Linked DNA regions of Mus musculus: all the other regions are linked to region 2. The links are chromatin loops, found by intact Hi-C in ENCODE. Cell type or tissue: left cerebral cortex. All regions are shown on one strand.

Region 1 (2,500 bases), 65 kb after region 2:
TTTCTTCGGCTGCTTCTTCCTCAGGCCCTCGTCCTGGGGTGAGGGCGGCTCCATGGCTTTCCCTGACACCCCTCTCTTCCCCCAGCCCACTGCCCTCTCCTCCCTGTGTCCCCAGTGCCCCCACCTTGGGGACTGGACCTGACTGAGCCTATCCTGCTGAGGCAGGCAGACGGGTCGGGCGTGGGGGCGGGAGGATTACTCTCTCTGCTCCCAGCGAGTAAAATTAGCCCCTGCTGCCCAGCCCAGGCTCCTGCGGCCAGGCAGCTGTCATTCCTTCCAGTCCAGCCGGTGACATCCCCATCTGCCCCCGAGGAGGCAAGGGCTGGGTGTAAAGGGGTGACTTATTATATCCAGGCTTGAGACGGGGTAGGGGCAGTGGGAGACAGGAAGGCTTCACAGCTGGGGCAATGAGGGTCAGGGAGAGGAACCCGTGGAGTAGAGCCACAAACTCCAAACAGGTTCCTTAGATGGAGATTAAGTTTCTCCCCACCCCAACTCCGTGGCTCTGTCCAGAGAATGTGTTGGGTGGTGGCCTAGCTCAGCATAGCTCCACTCACACCAGTCTCAGTGTCTGTCAGGATCTGCCCAGGACCCTCTCACACTTGCCGCCCCCAATGCCTTCTTCTGGCAAATATGGAGCCCCTCTCCTACCAGAGGGAAAGGCTCCAGGCAACCTTGAATGTGCACTGCTCTCACAGGGCCCCTGGTCCTCCAATCCCTCACTAGACAATGTCTGTGTGCTTTCTCCCTAGAACCCTGGCCTCTCCCATATTCAGTCTCAGCATACACACTAATCTCTCTGGAAATGTTAGGTGACTGCACCAGCTAGCAAACATTGCAAGGTGGAGGGTGGGCATAGACAATAATTCAGGAATCACAAAATTCAACAATCCCTTTTTATTTAGTCCTTGATGTAAACACAATGTCAGTGGACCCTAGAAGCTTACAAGTCTTGGGGTGGGGGAGGCGTTAAGTCCAGAAGAGACTGAAGGGTGGGAGAGGGGAGGTGATCACTCGCTGTCAAGGAAGCCAATGGGCACCAGCGACCTCTCCCTCCCTCTCTCTCTCTCTCTCTCTCTCTCTCTCTCTCTCTCTCTCTCTCTCTCTCTCTCTCTCACACACACACACACACACACACACACACACACACACACACACACTTCCCCTAAGTCTGTCAGCTCCAGGGTGCTGAATGCAAGCAGCTGCCTGTCTTCACTTCCCTCGTCCCTCCCTCAGAATTCCTGCTCTTTAGAGGCCATCAAGCTCCTCGCTAGTATTTGAGGCCATCTTGTGGAAGGTTCAGGCATAACAGAAAGTGTGGCTGACTTCCAGGGGACTTGGTGTGGTGGACAGCAGAGCTTCGCTGAGGCTGGTCCAGGAGCTGTCCAGGGCTCTGCTCCTCACCGCAGACATCAGCTCCTGGGATCCGTATCTCGCCATCTCTACCCCAGGCCCTCACATCTGGCTCAAGTGGGTGGAGGTGGGATCACAGACCTCGAACACCACTGTTCTTTGTCCCGCACAGATGACCCAGAAGCCCCCAAAGCTGTTCCCTAGAGGGGCAAGTCCAGGCCTCTGGCCAGATCAAAGGCTGGGTTCCTCCGACTCCAAAAAAGGCGACGAGGAAAAGGGGGATCCACTGGACTCGGCCACCAAGGAAGAGGGCTGCGGCACGTTGCTGTGGCCCGTGTGGGCGGGCGGCGGGGAGGTGGCGGGAGGTGGCGCGCCGTCGGGGGTGGCGCTCAACAGCTCCTGCAGGTACTTGATGTAGCGGATGGCGGCGCGCAGTGTCTCCACCTTGCTGAGCCGCTTCTCAGTCAGGGCGCCGGGGAGGTGGCCGCGGAGGCGCGCGTAGCCCTCATTCACGCACTTGACGCGCTGCCGCTCTCGCTCGTTGCGCTTCTGGATGAAGGCAGGCTCGAACGGGTAGTCGTAAACCCCGAAGGCGCCGGGAAAGGGCACGTAGGGGAACACCCCAGTGTAGGCGTCGTAGTAAGGCGGCTCGGAGTGGCCGGGGTACAATAGAAAGGGTACGTTGCTCAAGGGTTCGGTGGCTGCCAGCGGCGTCTGTCCAGCAGGGGCCACGACACCTAGCTGCATGCCCCCCGGGGGCCCACGGTCCACCAGAGCTCGGCAGAAGTTACTGTTCATTGTGCCTCGTGGAGCTGGACCCAGAGTGAGGCCCTCTGAAAGGCCTCTGCACGGGCTCTGTGTGGTCCTGACAAAGGGGACAAGTCACATTGCTAGCACTCTGGGGTGCTGCGAGTTGCTAAGGCTTCATTTTGCCTTTTTGGGTTGGCTTGGACTCCTTAATGTGAGTCATAGCTCTGGACAAGTGCAGCAGCTAGCAGAGGCACAGCAGGTATCTGCTGTGGTCGCGCCTGCGGTGACATGTGTTGAGCAATCTGAGCACTTTCTCCCTCTTCCCTGCCTGGTCCTCCTGGACTGAGAGTCTTGCCTCTTCCTGCAGTCCAAGGCCGCCAGCACTGCCCCTGGCTCT
Region 2 (2,500 bases):
GCCTCTAGGAGAAGGCTCAGCTTCTTAGTCACAGAAAAGACTGACCTGAGGCCCTGCAGGGCTGACTGAGGGGTCCTTCTCTGGTAACAGGCATGTCCGCCTCTCCCAAGAACTCCCGTTCATAGCAGATGCTGAAATGGGAGCAGAGCAGGCTGAAACCCATCCACAGAGGTACCAGTGAACATCCAATCAGAGTGCAGGAGCCTTCACGCCAGGGCTGGTTCTGCTAGAGCTTGACTCTAGCTGTCCTTGCCTCTGAGGGAGCAAGCCAAACTCACGGCTGCTTCCACTCCTGCTCAATGCTTCCCCTACTCTTCTCACACTCTGCACGACCTCAAGCCCTCTTAGGGCCCTAGCTGTCAGTCCTGATGACACATGGGCTCACCTGGGAAGCTGTGGTGAGGACCATTGGCTGGGGAACCCACTCTAGACACGGGTAGTTTTGAAAGCTCCAGATATTGCTCATGTGCAACTGAAACCGAGAAGTGTTCTGGGCCTTTCCAGCCCGCGTCATTAGGAACACTTCTGTACTCTCGGTACACCTAACGGGTCCTAATTGGTCACCATTGTACCACGTGACACCCACCCACCCACAGCAGAGCCCAGGTCTGGTGCTTCTGTATTGCCACACTACCTAGCACCATGGTGACCCAAAGACATGGCTACCCTTCAAGCAATCTGGGCTGCATTCAAGAGGCCTCTTTGGACTGGAGTGAGGCGTTGGCAGTCCTGACTAGGGAAGTAGTTGTTCAGCTGGCTTCTGCCCTGTCTTCCCAATGAGACTGCTATTCAGTTGGCCCGTCCGGAGCAGAAGTCCCACTGGGAACCCAGCCCCTGAGTTATGATGGCTAAGTGGCTCTACAGCATCATATGCCACTTAAATCACAGCTGGGATTGACGTGATGGGAGTGTGGTGGTTGGAATGGGAGTGGCCATGTTGGAGTAGGTGTGGTCTTGGAGGAAGTGTGTCTCTGTGGGGGTGGGCTTGGAGACCCTCCTCCTAGCTGCCTTCTCCTGTTTGCCTTCGGAACCAGATGTAGAACCCTCAGTTCCTCCTCCAGCACCATGCCTGCCTGGATGCTGCCATGCTTCCTGCCATAATGATAATGGACTGAACCTCTGAACCTGTAAGCCAGCCCCAATTAAATGTTGTCCTTATAAGAGTTACCTTGGTCATGGTGTCTCTTCATAGCCATGGAAACCTAAGACAGAACTACCCAAATCTGACAACTGACCTTATCATTCACAGTTTCCTATAGTGTACGCTACTGCTGGAGGCCCTTTCTTAAACTGTACTATGTAACCAATACATTTCAGTGCCTTCCAACTGAGAAATCACAGAAAGGTTGGCTTAGGTTTGTGGCCGATGTTGGCAAGAGTCTGCCCCCTGCTGGCCAAAGACACCCCTTCAGGCCAGGTTTGCCCTCTTGTGCTAGGGGTGTAGAGTGGTCTCCAAGGACACATAGCTAACAAAGGACATTATACAAATTTCAGGATGCCTCCTTCCCTCTCAAACATATCTCAGAATTCATATTCCCGTGGCCAGCAGTTACCACTGTTACCTGGAAAACACTGGGTTGTTTCTATGGCTGCTGTTGCCATAGGCAACATTGGCATTGGCGTTGTTGGTATTGGCACGAGCAAGAGGGTGGGTGCCTGGGTTCTGAGGGAAGTCCTCCAAGAAGACTGGTGACTCCAGCTCTTCCATCTCTATTTCAGCAAATTGGAGGGGTCTTTGGTTGGCCATGACAGGGGGCAGAGAGTTGGTCCTTTCCAGGAAGTTGTCCACTTGACCAAACAGGCCTCCCGTCCTCTAGAGGCAAGGGGGAGAGTGAGAAGGCAATGACTGGATATGAGGAGTTCCCTGGGGTTGGGTGGTTGGCTGACAACCTGGGAAGAAAGTGTTAGGAACAAGCAACCTTTAAGGCCAGAAGATAATGCCCTGAAAGACAATACTAGAATACAGTTCACCCTCAGCAAGGTCTAACTTTGATGAACAGACAGGAACCATACAGGTAACGCACACATGGGAACATGGCACACTGAATTGGGAGTCTGCAGAACTCTGTTCTAGCTCCCCCCTAGTTGATTGATATGGGACATTGCATGTCTTCTATTTGGGCCACCATTTCACAAAATCCAATAGAGTTTAATAGGGTGTCCATGAAGAATCGTCAAGATCCCATGGCTTATAACTCTCCACAGAACTAAATATCAGGGGTAGCCTGAATGGAAATGAAATTACCCTTGGGCAATGAAAATAGATATGGGGAATGTAGGAAACGACCGTGTATCATATTTAGTGCATTGGGGCCATAGATTCTGAGTCCCAAAAGATATGGGTGGCAAGGTGTAACTTTAGCTCCCAAATCCATCTTCTGTACATCCTGGCTTCTAGCCTTTCTCTCTCTTGCTCCCTGCTGTGCCTGGTCCCTTAGAAGTGGCCATGGCCTTCACTCACCCGGAATATCCCCTCCTCCATGGCAGCCTCTACCATGGC
Region 3 (2,500 bases), 55 kb after region 2:
ACTAGGCTGTCTTGGGTGATAAAGAGAATAACAACAGAGCCTGTTAAGCAGCACTCACATGCCAGGACCTGTTCTAACCACACACACATACAAACACACATACATACACACATATGCACACATACAAACACACATACACACACACACATACACACCTACAAACACACATACATACACATACATACATATACACATACATACACACCTACAAACACATACACACACATACACACATACAAACACACATACACACATATACACCCACATACACACACATATGCACACACATACACACACATACACTTACACATTCACACATACACACACGAACACATACACACACATACACACACATACATATACACGCACATACACACACACTCACCCCACACATACATACACACACATACACACGCACACACATACACACACATACACACACACTCACCCCACACATACATACACACACATACACACGCACACACATACACACACACACACACACATACACACACACTCACCACACACACACATACATACACACACATGCACGCGTGCGTGCGCGCGCACACACACACACACCCCAGATCTTCAGTAATGGAAGTCCTACACAGTAAGCGCCCTCACACCCTGCTTATGAGTAAGCCAAAGCACAGAGGGCGATGTGCTGCTTTCTAGAATCACACAGCCAAGTGGCAGAACTGAAACATGTGCAGAGAGTATAAGTGGGGACCCCACAGTCTCAACCACCGTGCCGCGGTGGAGGGGGAGAGACATCCACATGCATTTGTTGGATCCTGCCCACAACTGTACATTGTCCCTGCTGGCCTGGGCACAGCATGACTTTGGCTGAGAGCTATCAGGGCTGGAAGAGCAGAGGAGGGAAGGAATGGGCTCATTGTATAATACCTACGTACTAGGCTTGTGTGAGGTCACTTCACAGAGACCTAACAGTTCTGAAAGGGGAGGTACCCGCCCCTGCTTACAGGAGGGGCAATGGAGACTGAGTTTAGGGGACGTGCTAACAAAGGTGCAGGCTTGTCTGACTTGAAAGCTCTTTGGCTTCCCCTGGCGTCCCCAGAAAGGCTGCAGAGTATAGCACATACCAGGGACTCGCCCAAGGCTTTATTGTTCAGTCCCATCTGCTGCACTGGTGGGAGGGAGACAGATTTGGCAGGGAACAGAGTGTCCAGAAAGGGACCTGAGCCCTTGCCGTGGAGAGAGGGTAAGCTCTGGGTGGGGCAAACACCATGAATCTGTTTTATTCTCATTGTTCCTTATTGGGAGCTCTCTTGCACCATCAGGAGCTTGCTGCTGAAGGTCCCTCTGTTCTTCAGAGTGGGTGACCCGGTCACTAGATCCCCAGATTGTTCTAGAACAACCTGGTTCTGACCCTCTGAAAGCCAGGCCAGAGCAGAGCCCTGACAAAGGCCCAGCCTCCCCAGATGGTGGAGCAGAGCGGGCCACTGGTTACAGGCCTCAGCAGGACATTCTGGGCCCTATAAAAAGACAAATACCCTGGCTGCCAGAGGCTTAGCCTCCAGCCTGCAGAGGACGCTGGGTGGCAACCTGAACCCCAGGAATGTGGCAGAGGCCTGGAGTGTCCTGTGATGGCTTAAGGTAGGCTGATCTGGAGTGGAGAAGGGACTAAACGGGTGGCAGTCTGGAGAGTAACTCACAGTGCCCATGTAGGAGGCAGTATCTCCTGTGACTGTTAGGAAAAACATCCAGAACTTAGAAGCAGAGCGCCAGGCCATTGTAATGTCAAGGTGGGACTTTACTAATTCTTAACATGTATTATTTTGTTAGTTAGTTAGTTATTGGAGGAGGGTGAGTGTGCCACTGTATGAGTGTAGAGGCCAGAGGATAACGTGTGGGAATTGATTCTCTCCTTTCACCATGTGGGTGGGTCCTGGCCATCTGACTTGGGGCAGCAGGCCTGGCAGCAAGCACCCCTACTCACTGAGCCATCTGGTCAGACCCACAATGGAATATTTTAGGAGTTATTTAACTGTCTAAGGCAGGGTCTCTCAATCTCAGCCTAACTGGCAATGGGGTCAGATGATTATGACTGTCCTGTACCATGCAAACATATATACCCGTACGTGCGTCTACTCCTCTACTCCATGGTTCTAGACATTGCAAATGTCCCTTGATGGCCTGGAACACTCGTTTTGTTCCTCCTTTGGAAACCACTGCCTTGAGGGACGTTCCTGTGTTTCATTCTCACTACTGGGTCCTGAGAGAAGGACTATGTAGAGACATAGCCCCCGAGGTTAGTTTTTTTGCCCATAGGCTGCGTATACGCCACTAGTCCTATTGTGTCCTTCATTAACCCTCCTCCTCTAGCTCCCTGTGAACCAGCCTCACCCTCCTGCTTATTCTCGTGAGAGGATTCATCGCTGACACATGCTCTTTCTCAATCAGTTAAGGCTCACTCTGTGAACATCATACTTTGACCTGAGATTGCTTTGAAAGAAGAGATTATAGAAAAAGCAAT

Evidence for each region. Hi-C counts contacts between places; a loop is a spot of excess contacts. Peaks named below come from ENCODE experiments on the same cell type or tissue, not always from the same donor. Only the 100,000 strongest peaks of a DNase experiment are listed, where the experiment ranks them.
Region 1: a loop joins it to region 2, with 2.5 times the contacts of the local background. A loop is called at or near these places in 4 of 42 quality-filtered maps.
Region 3: a loop joins it to region 2, with 2.4 times the contacts of the local background. A loop is called at or near these places in 2 of 42 quality-filtered maps.

Annotation. Positions count from the first base shown.
Region 1 is chr1:136,050,455-136,052,954 of GRCm38, reverse strand. Ascl5 (achaete-scute family bHLH transcription factor 5) reads right to left here and starts at 2,151. Exons shown (of 1, transcript NM_001270609.1): 1 at 1,585-2,151. The coding sequence starts at 2,151. The coding sequence ends at 1,585. It overlaps Cacna1s (calcium channel, voltage-dependent, L type, alpha 1S subunit), which reads right to left and starts at 144. Exons shown (of 44, transcript NM_001081023.2): 1 at 1-144. The coding sequence starts at 54. In left cerebral cortex, a CTCF peak has its summit at 1,296 (motif pointing left); DNase peaks (open chromatin) are centred at 69, 1,282, 1,883 and 2,444; H3K4me3 peaks cover 898 bases; H3K27ac peaks cover 1,889 bases.
Region 2 is chr1:136,115,238-136,117,737 of GRCm38, reverse strand. It overlaps Cacna1s (calcium channel, voltage-dependent, L type, alpha 1S subunit), which reads right to left. Exons shown (of 44, transcript NM_001081023.2): 39 at 2,462-2,500; 40 at 1,563-1,813; 41 at 46-131. Among named protein-coding and RNA genes, the nearest start is that of Gm15850, 15 kb to the left of the region's middle. In left cerebral cortex, a CTCF peak has its summit at 1,400 (motif pointing left); a DNase peak (open chromatin) is centred at 1,396.
Region 3 is chr1:136,060,207-136,062,706 of GRCm38, reverse strand. The region is part of intron 2 of Cacna1s (calcium channel, voltage-dependent, L type, alpha 1S subunit); the gene reads right to left. Among named protein-coding and RNA genes, the nearest start is that of Cacna1s, 8.6 kb to the right of the region's middle. In left cerebral cortex, a CTCF peak has its summit at 1,069; DNase peaks (open chromatin) are centred at 692 and 1,088; H3K27ac peaks cover 884 bases.